2 separate regions of the Homo sapiens genome follow, and region 1 is linked to region 2. The links are chromatin contacts, found by Hi-C in ENCODE. All regions are on one chromosome and are shown on one strand. The core of a region is the stretch at or near the end of the contact, and the rest is flanking DNA. Distances in the headings are between cores, read along the strand shown. Region 1 holds the start of ZC4H2 (zinc finger C4H2-type containing). Region 2 holds the start of SPIN4 (spindlin family member 4).

Evidence for each region. Hi-C counts contacts between places; a loop is a spot of excess contacts on that map. Pooled maps may share reads with other maps.
Region 1: a map with no recorded cell type shows a loop between it and region 2 (20-fold over the local background). The contact joins the promoter of ZC4H2 here to the promoter of SPIN4 in region 2. A Hi-C loop is called at or near these places in 4 of 37 single-sample maps with no recorded cell type and 10 of 50 pooled maps.

What each region holds. Positions count from the first base shown.
Region 1 is chrX:64,972,045-64,978,553 of GRCh38, forward strand. ZC4H2 (zinc finger C4H2-type containing) reads right to left here and starts at 4,406. Exons shown (of 5, transcript NM_018684.4): 1 at 4,281-4,406. The coding sequence starts at 4,333. RefSeq lists an enhancer at 3,926-4,469.
Region 2 is chrX:63,346,183-63,352,665 of GRCh38, forward strand. SPIN4 (spindlin family member 4) reads right to left here and starts at 5,150. Exons shown (of 1, transcript NM_001012968.3): 1 at 1,046-5,150. The coding sequence starts at 4,637. The coding sequence ends at 3,888. It overlaps SPIN4-AS1 (SPIN4 antisense RNA 1), which reads left to right. Exons shown (of 3, transcript NR_046739.1): 2 at 3,458-3,552; 3 at 5,660-6,006. RefSeq lists enhancers at 4,339-4,468, 4,569-4,618, 4,889-4,938 and a silencer at 5,139-5,368.

The DNA of each region.
Region 1 (6,509 bases), core at 3,156-5,655, 1.6 Mb after region 2:
CCTTTCCCTCTTTTCTATCTCCCTTCTTTTGTTCCATTCTTGTCTCTCTTCTTCCACTTATCTACATGCTCCTTCATCACCATTTAAAAGTCCAAGGAAAACATGGGCAAAATAGATTAGTGTAGGATTTGGAGGCTGAGGTTGGGAACATAATGTGGGAGTGTGATTGGGATTGGGAGGAAAGACAGGGGTAGGCGTGTGTTCAGAGTTAGAAGCAGAAAATGGTCTGTGGTGGGAGAATCTGCTTCTGATGTTTTTCCCACTGCAAATTCTGCCATTGGTGTGAGTGCTGAGTATGAATGCATATATTTCTGGGCTCGTGTCTTGATGTGTGTAAGGCTCTTAGCTTGACTTCAATAGGTCATTAGATGATGCTGCTGTCATCATTCCTGCTTCTGTCCAGCAAACATTATTTCTTTAACAGAAATATGCTGCTATGCTTATACTTCAGGAGATTTAGGATTATAGCAGTTGAAGAACTGTGAATAATGGTTAATCAGATAATCAGCATTTGTAAGGGCAGTTAATAACATTGAAATGTGCATGCCATGTGAATAGGAGGATATATTATTTTTTCTTTCCTAGCTGTGTAACCATGGGAAAGTTGCCTAATCTGTCTGATCCTCAATGTCCTTATCCGTAAAGTGGGGGTAATAATTCCTATCCCAGATTTCCTTTGGGAAGACTAAAGAGTAAATGAGCCAGGAGCTTTTAAATTAAAAGGTGCTTGACAAATGTTAGTTCCTTTCTTCAGTTTCTTTGACCCTTTGCTCCTTCCTTATTTCTATCTCTCATACATGTTTATCTGTCCATATGTGAACATCAAGTATATATTTATAGTACTTTCTCCATTTTAAATTCTTAAACCAAGTGGCTTAACCTTTGTATATTACTGTAAAATTGTCAAAAGCAGTTTAATTTAAGTCACTTTTGGAACACACACATTTGGAATTGTTATGTCTTCTTGGTAGATTGACTATTTTTCATTATGTAATATCCATCTCTAGGAATTTTCTTTGCTCTGAAGTCTGTTTTATTTGATATTAAGATGGCCATTCCTGCTTTATTTTGATTAATGTTTGCAAGGTATTTAGACTATTTGTTGTGAACATAATTATTGATACATGAAGGCTAAGTCTGCCTTTTTATTTTTTTTTCTGTTCATTCTCCGTAATTTTAGTTTCTCCATTTTCTTTGCCCTGCCTGCCTGTGGGTGACTGGAGCATTTTTTAAAAATTCATATTGATTTATTTATAATGTTTTGAGTACATTTCTTTGTATAGCATTTTCAGTGTTTTCTCTCAGTAATATATTATGTATACATAATTTATTTAATAGTCTTCTGACATTACCACTTTACATGCTTGAATGAAGTGTAGAAGCATGTCCTCCCCTTTACATCTCTTTACATTTACAATCCCCTTTACATTCCCCAGTTTACAATATAAATGTGTTAAATATTTCCTCTACATATGCTGAGACCACACTAGATAACAGTATAAATTTAGCTTCAATTATCAAAATACAAGAAATTTCAAGAGGAAAGAGAAAGTCTACTGCATTAACCATGCTTTTGCTTACTGTTTATTGTTTCTTTTCTGTTTTCAGAGCTTACTATCATCTTTTTTTAGGGTATATCTAAATTCCTTAGTATTTCTTCATTGGAGAATGTCTTGATTACCCATTCAATACTGAAGGATATTATTATTGGACATAGATTTATGGGTTGTCACTTCTTTTCCTTCAGCACTTACAAAATGCTAGGGCATCGTCAGTTTCTGATGATAAATCTGTCATTCTAATTTTTTTTTTCCTTTGTAGCTTTTGTTTCTCTTCAGCTGTTTTGAAGAAGTTTCCTTTTTCTTTCATTTTCAGAAGGTTGATTACAATGTGTTTTGGAGTGTGTTTCTTTGTGTCAATTATGTTGGTGTTTGCTCCTCTTCTTGAATCTAAATGTTTATGTCTTTTGCACAATTTGGGAAGATTTTAGTCATTATTTTTCCCAATACTTTTCCAATCCTGCCCTCTTTCTCCTGGGAATTTGTTGGCATAAATGTTAAAGCTTTTGTTATAGTGCCACAGTGATTTCTATTGTTTTATATTTGTAAGCTATTTTTTCCCTCTCTCTTCTCCACCTTACTGTTGAACCTATCCATTGAGTTTTTTGGGGTTTTTATGTTACTGTATTTTTCAGTTCTAAAAATGTCACTTTGTTCTTCTTTATGTTTTATATTTCTTTGTTGAGACTTTCTATTCATTTTCTGAGATTTTCTACATTATCATTTGTTTCAAGTGTATTGTAACTGCTCACTGAAATGTTTTTAGGACAGGTGCTTTAAGATCCTTATCAGATAATTCTAACATGGGTGTTATCTCAGTATTGGCATCTGTTTATTTTCTCTTCTCATTCAAGTGGATATCTTAGTATGGAAAGTGATTTTTGATTAAAAGTTGGATACTCTGGATCTTATTTAAATCTTTTGTTTTAGCAGTCCTCTACCACTCTCTTGGATGGAAGAGGGACAGTAGAAGTCCAGTTTCTCCACTGTCTCTTGACATCCAGTTTGGAGAAGGGCTGTTTGTTACTGCTGTTTAGAGGTGAAAGTTTGGCCTTCTCTCTGGGCCTATGCTGATTCCATCCTAGCTGGTTGAGGTAGAAACTCCTAGTTACCACTGGTAAGGGTAGAAGTCATGGTTCTCCATATGGTCTTCACTGGGAGAGGTCTATTTTCACTGGGGATTAAAGTCCTTGCTCACAACTGGTCCTTCTCTGGGCATGGGGTGGTGGTTCCTTTGAAGCTTGGTGAGAGTGGAAGTCTAGGCTCTCCATTTGCAAGCCTAAGCTTCTGACTAGCTGCATCGTTATGACAGCTGGCATTCTACTGTACTAAGGTGTCTCACTTTCTAGCTAGCTTCTGATGCTTTTGCCAAAAAAAAAAAAAAAAAAAAAAAAAATTGCAACATATTCCCTTCTCCTTTCCAGACTTTACCTGGGACATAGTGGGAAAAGGAATACCTTTGCAGGCAGACCAACAAAATGTGGCAATTTCAAGCTGCGTGGCTGTGGGAAAATCACTCAAATTCTCTGGGCCTCTATTTCCCCAGCTGTAAAGGAGGAGTAGGAAGCTCACAGGACTCTTGCTGAATGAGCAAAAGTAGGTCAAAGGGCCTGGCACACAGGGGCGGGAAGGGACTCAATAAATGATAGTTCCCTTCCTTTACCTCTCCTGTAGAAAGAGAGATGCAACCCCTCAAGAAGAAGAAGAAACCAAGGTGCTTTACCTACCACCACTAATCACCATGTGTAGGTCTCATCCAGCACTCTAAGGGTTAAATCTCATGATCAAAGTCTTATTTCTTAAAGAAACACACTTGACATCTTCCACCTTGGGTTCTCAGAAAACACTCCAGGGAGAGAGCTTGACCCAGGCCACTCTCAGAGTGAGAGCAAAAGCCAAAGCAGGGGCTCACGCTGAGAAGGCGAGGTGAAGAAAGACCTTGTGCCAGCCCACACAGCCCGCCTGGCGCTATTGTGTTCTGAGCAAGGACAATATCATCGCTTTGCCAAAAGCTGCTCCAGGAGCAACCGTGTAGCGGACTCCACTTCGGCAACTCCCACTTTGCCAGCCCGCCTGTCACCTCCAGCTCCTCAGAGCAGCTGTCGCGATCCCACCATCAGCGCAGCGACCGCGTCCCCAGTCCCCATTGCTCCCATCCCCCTCCCAAGCGCGGGATAGGAAGGAAGAAAGTGGCGAGTGAGTGAAAGGAAAACGAGCGCGCGCCATTCTCCCAGCTCCGCCCGCTGAGATTCCTCTGCAACCCCCAGTTGGCAGCCCCTGGCAGCAGCCACCAGCCCCGATGCGCTAGACTTGGCTCTCAAAAGCCTTTCCCGAACTCCAGGTTCTGAAGTTGAACAAGAGACTGGAAAAAAATCCCGACTCCTAAAGAGCAAGGAGCCAAAGACACCTTGGGGCACACAAGTACTTTTAAAAAACGTGTCCATGAATGCAGAGCCCTGACCTCCACCTCGAGAAGAATAAAACTGTCTTGGTACCAAACCCGTGTTTCTTCATCTTTGCTTTCTCAGCCACATCTGGCAAGAGGTCTCTCTCTCTCTCAACTCTCCTCAGCGCCCCTCCCATCCTCACCTCTCCGGCAAGTCTGTGGTGAATGGGCCCCTTTCCAGCTCCTCTAGACAAACAGCCCAACAATAGATAATTAGCCCTCTCCCGCAACGAAGGGTTGGAGAGGGGCGGGGAGGGGGACAACGTGCCACTTACCTGATCTCTTTAATGCTTTCCAATTTGCACATGATTTCTTGCTCATCTGCCATACTTTTCACTGTCAATTTCACGTCCCGAGAGATGTACAAATACACCAGCCAAGGGATACAATAGACACAATGTAGCCACCTCCTCCGGGCTTGGGGCTATGAGCCTGTGCGGTAGGGGCTTGGAGAGGCCTGGGAGCTGTAGTCCGGAGCTTCAGGGCCAGCCAGGAAGCCCGGGGGCCTGTAGGACTACAACTCCCAGAAGGCCAAGCGAGACATGCCTGTTTCCCTTCCTGCAGCCGCACTTTAAATCAATTTGTTATAGATAATTATGTCAAAGGTTGTGAAGAGTGCAAAGGAATGGGGATATTCGTCTGGCCCGTGTGTGGGAAAATGGAGAAAAAAATATTCCTGAAGGCAATTGGAGAGATGAGAGACATACCCATTCGCTCCCTTCGGGGGCCCTCGCACCTACCCACCCGCAAAAGATTAGCGGTAGTCGCTAATTACGCCTTGGGGATGGAAAGAAACCCTGCAGGGAAAGTAGCTTTGGAGACGTTGAATGTGCTAGCTGCTGCCTGGGGACCAGTAACTTTGGCATTCAATTTAGGGTGGGGCGGGGGTGGGGAAGAGGAGGATGGGAGGAGGGAGATGCTGCAAAAGCTGGGGGAAAGGAGAGTGGGTAAGTACTTCCAGCTACTTACCCATTCAACAAACAATTACTTAAGCTCGGACTTTGCCAGTCAATGGAAGAAGTACTGTAGGAGTCACCGGGCAAGGCAGATAAATAAAAGCAAATCCTTGCCTTTGAGGAACAGAAGAGGCTGAAAATTTACCTATTAATTACAGTACAGTGTGGTGTCAAAATACAGGAATAGATAAGGTGTAACCTGTGCAGAGAAGATGTAAATAGGTCTCAAGAGTGACTAAGAATTTGTCAGACCATAGAGGAGAATGGGCTCTCCAGGTGAGGATACAATAGAGAGAGAAAGGAAAGGATGAGTGGTTCAGAGTGCCTGAAATATAGGTTTCTTATATGAGGTGTAGAGGTGGAAAAAAGAAATGGGAGATGTAGTATTTAGAAAAGGCAGGTAGGAACCAGACTATGAAATACGTTAAATGTCAGACTAAAGGGTTTGGACTTAATCCTGTAGGCAGACATTTATCTAATAAACTTTTAAATTAATTAATTTATTTATTTATGAGACAGTCTCACTCTGTCGCCCAAGCTGGCGTGTAATGGCACAGATCTCGGCCCACTGCAACCTCCTTCTCCTGGGTTCAAGCAATTCTACTGCCTCAGCCTCCCGAGTAACTGGGATTACAGGCGCCCACCCACCATGCCCGGCTAATTTTTGTATTTCTTAGTAGAGATGGAGTTTCATCATGTTGGCCAGACTGGTCTTGAACTCCTGAGCTCAAGCAATCCACCCGCCTCAGCCTCCCAAAAGTGCTGGGATTACAGGCATGAGCCACTGCGCCTGGCCCTAATAAACATTTTTTAAGTGCTTATTCTGCACCAAGTAATGTTTAATTATTTTATGTTTCAAAGCACGGTAGTGATAAGGATGGAGGAATATTTTAGAGAGGGACTCTGGAAGCAAAGTGGAGAATGATTAGAGGACATGAGACCAGGTAAGAGGCAGTTACTCAGCGTGCACAAACAGGCCTAGAGAGCTGGACGTTGGGCAAAAGGAAGATGGTGACTCACTCCCAACTAAAAGTGAGTCAGAACTCTCTCTGAGTTTGTGCTTTCTTTTATTGAGCTTCAGTTTCCTCATCTGAAAAATGTACCTAGTGAGCCCACCTCAGAGGCTTGTTGGGAGGCCTCTATGAGATCATTCCCATGATCATGCTGAATACAGGGCTTGGTATTTTGTAGGAGCTTGAGAAGTTTGTGGAACATGAATCTCATGTCATTCTGGATGTCCACAGTGATTTTAAGCATTCTCCAGGGAAGAAATTAAAGCCCTTCTCTTCTTTGGATCCAAGATGTAATAACTTTCTTAACCATAAAATTCTCCCTGGTGTCTACATTTTCCTATTGTCTTGAAGGTTGCTATCTTGTACAGCCACTAGTTGGTATTTAAAGAACATTGAGTTGGTTAGTCACAAAGCCTGTGGATCCAGAGCCAAGAACTGGCCCCAGCTCTGTCCCGTAAGGGGAGGAGGTAAGCAACAAGCCTGCGTTAAGTGCCTGACATGTACTGGCTACTGTGCTGAGTCTGATATGTACAAT
Region 2 (6,483 bases), core at 3,900-6,399:
AAATCTTGCTCTGAGTGGCACATTGTGGGATATCCCCAAATTCCTATGAGACAATATAAAGCCTAAGGGCCAGGGATGTAAGAATGGTGATGGCTGTCTTCCTTACTCCTTTAGGATGTATGCTCTAAAGCAGTAGTGATTTTGTCTAGATAGTTCACTGTTCTATCTCCCAGCCCCAACCATCATCAATGGGAACAATATAATGCATGGTTCAGGACTTAGGGCCTAGTGGGAGAACAGGAACTAGGAAGCAATAATATTTATGTATGTTGTTGTTATCATTGTCTAAGAAAGGAAGATTTTTGTTTGATCTGCTATGTCCCAAACACTTGAAACAATGGCAGGATTAGAGCTAGCCTCCCTCTGAGTGTCAGAATGTGGAATAACACCAAAATCATCGTAAGACAACATAGGGCCTATGTCTGGCCTAAACATCAGGGGTGGGTGGCGGGTATATGCCTCCCATTAACAAGAAAGCAAGCTCTGTGAGAACTGAGATTTTTGTCATTTTAATTGAAACCTCAGGGCCTCAGTTAGGGCCACGCCTCTCTGCGTATCAGGAGTGGTAAAAGTGCCTGAAACAGTAACTAGCATTCTAAGGTCAGTCCTATTGGTTGTGTTGTTGCAATCTGTTTTTCCACTGGAGAAACACAGATCCTTACAACAAAACATAAAATAAACTCCACATGGTTTAAAGTTCATCATTCATGGGGAAATTTAAAAAAAAAAAAAACATAAAAATCAATACTATTATCAGTTATGGTGATAATATGTAGTAAAAACATAAAACATGGGCAAGAATCATACCAAATTAATTACAGTGTCTGCCTATTCAAAGAATGGAAGTGGGATGGTACTGGGAAAGATATTTATTATCTGTAATTTTCTGACTGTTTAATAATATATATCTCTATCTATATCAAATAGGCCAAAATGTTGACACTTATTAATTTTGGGTGGAGGTGAGAAAATGTTTGTCATATCTTTCATACTTTCCTATATTTTGATTTAATTTTGATAAATAAAATACAAAGATAATTGAAAATACCATTATAGCTAATTATTTTATTACAATGTTTTCAGAATTAGATCTAGGTGACATAAAATACACAAAAGCATAAAGCCATCTGAATAGTACAGTCAACAAGCAACAACCAGTACAATCAGCAATAATAGAGAACTTTTAACTTTGTATGTCACAGAGAATGTATATACCTTTTTAATAAAAAGCCTGAATAAACCAATAACTATTAAAGAAATCACAAAGCTGATTAAAAATCTACTATTAAAAGTGTCATCAGGATTAGATTGTTTTACACTTTGTCCTAGCTAACTTTTAACAAACAAATAATTCTAATGCTATTTAAATTATTCCAGACCACAGGAAAAAAATTGAAAACTCACATATTCATATTTTTTTAAAGCTAGCACAACTTCAATAACAAAACTTGATAAAGATAGCATCAGAAGGACAAAATACAATTTTACTTTGGAATGAAAATGCAATAATTCTAAATTAAATACTGGTAAATAAAATCCACTCATGTAGCAAATCATTATTTCACAATGACCAAGTAGTATTTGTTCCAGAAATACAAGTTTGGTTCCACATCAAATGCCTACCATTCTAATTCATTACATCAACAAATTAAAGAGAAAAAAAATCATACAATTTTATCAATAGATGCTGAAAAGGCATTTTATAAAATTCAGGAACCACTTCTAGCAATAACACTATAAAACAGGAATAGCGGAAACTCTTAAACATGTTAATGACTACCTACTAATAACCAAAAGTAAATGTCATACTAATAGGGAATACTATTCCCTATTAATATTTTGCATTCTTACTTCCATGAAAATTAAGAACAAGACAGTCACGTCTGTCATCACTCTTCAACATTGTTTTGAAAAATCCAGCTAATGTAACAGTAATCAGTATAAACATTAAGAGGAAATAAAATGATCTATATGTTCAGGTGAAATAATTTCATATCTAGAAAACCCAAAATATTATATTCTTAAAAATCTACTGTAATTTCAATGATTAAATAAGCTCATTAGACAGAAGATAAAAATACAAAAATCTATAGGTTGTCTATATTGTCAAAAATAGCTAATTACAAATGAGAAGAAAAAAACCAATTCACAATGTCAAAATATGAAATAAAACTGTAAAAATACTTAGAAATAAATTCAGTTAGCTATGATATACTTACGTGAAGAATATTCCAATAACAAGACCAAAAGATTTCAATGATGTACGAAGACTCTTGAGTGCTAAGATTTAATATTATTAAAGAGCCCTCTAAACAAAAATGCAGGATTTTAATTGTGATGTCAGCCATCATAATTAGAATTTTATTAAAATTCTGCATTTCATTTTTTCACATGAAAAAATGAATGTCTAGGACATATTATATAAAGAAAAAAAAAACTAATGAAGTGGGACTTGCTTTATCGGATTCTAAAACTTACGATGAAGCCACTATAATTAAATCATGATATTGGCTCAGAAATTTGAAAATGGGTAACATTTTAAATAAATGTCACAATCAGGTATCCAATGTGAACAAAATGTTATAGCTGGATCCCCATCTTACACCATATACAAAAATAAATTTCAGATGGATCAAACATTTAAACATTAAAAATAATAAAGTTATTAGAAGAAAATGTAGGTGAATATTTGTATGACTTTGGGTGGGGGCATCCATGTGATAAAAAAAGGAAACCAAAATCTATAAAAGAGATAAGGGTCTACCTAAAAAGTTTAAAAATTTTAAAGGAAAATATATCATCAATAAAGTCAAGATGAAAACGTCATAACACATTAGAGCTACAAATGATTAATATGCACTATGTAGTAAGAATTTCTACAAATTTATAATGAAAAACATCAATAGATACATGAGCAAAGGGTAAGAACAGGCAAATCAGAGAAAAATCCAAACAGAAACAAGGACAGCAACAACAACAAACCTCTTTGAACTCAGACAAAAGGCAATTAAACTAACAAGCAATACAATGCAATTTTTAGCCTTTCATATTTTCAAGCATTAAAGAGTGCTGGAGAGGACGCTGGAACGGGCGCTTTCATTTTGGATAGTAATCTTGTAATATTTCTGAAACATATGCCTACATAGTATTTCTGGGAATCCAACCTATATAAATAAAAGCACCAGTATGTATTACAGCAGTGTTATTTTGAAAAAAAATAAAAAAAGGAAATAAAAGACGATCAATAACGAAATGGTTGAATGCCTTTTTGGTACATCAACAAGTACTGTGTATTCAGCTGTTAGAGTAAGGGAGGGAGGGGGAGAGCAAGAGTGCAAGAGAGTAAGAGTGAGGGCCAGAGAGAGCCAGAGAGAGCAAGAAAGACTGAAGCTACTGATAAGAAGAGATATCATCTACATGTCAAGTGAGAAAAGCATGTGGCTTGCCATTTTTACAGAAACTACTAGAACATACTTTCTGCATGAAGATGGGGAAAATAGGTGGAAGGATGTACTTCGCATCCTCAACACTTGTTTTCTGGGAAGAAACAAGGTAAGGAAAGGAAGGGGTAAGGACGGGGTGTGGGTTTACACCATTAATTTTTCTTAATCTATTTTTGCATTGTTCCAATGGTTGCAAACACTTTTTAATTTTCTATTAGCACCCAATTTAACTGTTAAGTTACAGAACAAGGCAATATCAAAAGTAGCAAAGTACACTTGAGGCAAAATTGTGAAACTAGTCAAGGTAAGATTTGTTGGCACAATAAAATTTATCCACTTTCCTGAATTTCTGACACCTAAACTCTTCTCTGCGTTCACAACTACGAGAACACAAAATAATTCACATCTAACAGATCCACAACTTCTCTAAAGAGCACAAAGAATTTAAGGAGTTTTCACCAAACCATAGACATAAATGTGAATATCATCATCAAACTTAATGAAGTAAACAGATGGCTTCGCCACCACTTGATGTATAAAAATGCCAGTTCTCTTGGACCCGTCATCTTTGGCATGCTCCACCTGCTTGCCCACGAGACTGTCGACCACCTCTCCAGGCTCCTGTTCTGCTGTAGGGAAATAGTAGTTGGAATCTGGAATAATGCGTAAGTCACCATCTTTGTAGTCATCAAGCAGCGTGTACATATAGAGAACAGGATCTTTCTCGTAGGTGATGTAAAACCAAGTATCCATCACAGGAGCTCGCGCCAGGACCATACCCTTCCATTCATCCTTGGTACCATGTTCACCTTCAAACACATGCTCCACTGCCTTGCCAATCAGGGAATCTGCCAGTCGTGAATCGATACGAGGAGTTGGCACTCTCTCAGGAAGGATCTCTAGCGCTAAAACTCTCTTATCGCGGTGCAGTTCTAGTCCATACACACTATCTTTGCCATCATATTTAATGATGTAAAGAGTGGGCTTCACGGAAACCTGCTCGAGCACAGTACCCTTCCACTGCTCCACTGGCTCGTTGCCTTCCTTCCAGCCGTGTTGAATGCGGCAGCCCACGATGTTCCTACGAGTGAGGAAAGTGGGCTTGCGCCGTTGCTTCCTGTGGGTGTGCCTTTTCTTCATCAGGTATGCGGACACGCCATCTACCCCCATCGGAGGCACGGTTGGAGGAGACATAGCTCAGGGATTAAGAGGGCTTGGGGAAAGCTGCTGCCCTGGTCGATTAAACTGACAAAAAGTCAACACTATGCAATATGATATATATATTTTTTGCGATCTCAAAGACCTGGTCTGTGCTCCCTTCTCCAAGTGCAAGGCTCTCACCAAGGTTTTGGCAGAAACGCTCGAACTCTAACCGTGAGCACTGGGACAGCGTGTGCCTCTCCACAGTGCTTTCCTCTCTCGCCCTAGAAGGGTTACTGCAGCAGTGGCGGCTGACGTAGAGATGGCGGGCTCGCGAGTGCTGTTCGTGCCTTGCGTCCGCCCCAACCCCGACCCCAAGTCCCCGAATCGGCCACTTAGCTGTTGTCGATGCTGGTGCGGCTGCGGCACGGCGGCAGAGGAGACGACGGGGACGAAAGGCAAGGAGTAAGAGGGATGGCTGCAGCGGCAAAGGCGCAGGCGGCGGCAAGTCTCTGGGGAGTCCGCGCGGCCTGGGCTTCGCAGCGCTAGCTGGCTTGGCTTCACTCTGGCGACCGGGTCTTTGCGGCGCAGGGAACCCGCCCCCTCTGAGCCCGCCTGAGCCTTGGCCCCGCCCCCAGCCATCCCGCCTTCCGCTCTGCGGGCGGCAGCCGGGCTGGTCAGCGCGCGTGCCCGTGTTCAGTTTGTATTGACACACGCGCCCTCTCTTTCATTTCCTCCTCCGCCCCTCGACCGTTTCCCTCAAACGCCAGCCAGACAGGCCGACTCCCCTCCTCCTCCTTTCTGGCGGTCTGCTGCCCGCCAGCCTCCTACACAGTGGCTCCATCTGCTTTCTGTCTTCCAGGAATTCCTCACTTAAAAAAAAAAAAAATGTAAAACACACGCACACCCAGAAAGAGTTTGTGCATACAAATTATTTTCTTTCAGTTTAAGATATTTAAGATGAGAATAAAAACCCTGTGTACAATTTACAGACCACCATCTTAATCCAAAATCTGTTTTATATTTTCTACCTGATCATTTCTAGTAATTATTTTTATTTTTTTTTTTTTTGTCAGAATGTAAAGGTCATGTACTGACATTGTGGAGATCTTCTAAAATTCAGTGAAATAAAAGACGAAACTACCATTAATTTTACCATCCAGACTGCACCAAAATGTTAACAATACTGTTTTCTCTCCTATTAATAAACCTGTACTTATATTTTATAAAATTGGGAGCATATTTCATACTTTTATAACTTGTGTTTTTCATGTATATCATGAACATTTTCCAAGATTGTTAAATACTCTGAAAACATGATTTTTAATAGTAATATTAAATATTTGTAATATTCCTTTTGATAGTCCACTATTTATCCTACATGATCTATAACATAAGTATAAATAAAAACATTTTACCTTCATAAATGGATTTATTGTCTAAACCATTTTTTAAAAGAAGATTTAATGACATGGAGAGCTGCACATGAGATGAGTACAATGAAAAAGCAAAATATTGAAACAATATTGTGGTCTTAATTTTGTAGAGAGAGAAAGAAGGGATTTTTTGTGTATATATTTGCTGTTTTTCTGATTATAAAAGTGCTGCATGCTTATATCGAAAACCTGCAAGAAAAGAAAGTGTCCATAATTTCACTTACCTTAAGTCACAGAGCTGCTATGAGGATTAAATGAGAATGTCTGTAAAGCTTTTAACACTATATCCCACTTACAAGATGACATTAAAATCCAGAAGAGTCTAGGGTTCTCATTTTCATTCCTCTACTCTTCACTGGTGAAAAGAGAAAGCGTCATATAATCATGAGTAAAAAAGGCAATTAATTCACCTGGAAACAAAACCGGGGCAAAAGCTGCAAGGTGTCAATACTGGTTGCCTGAAC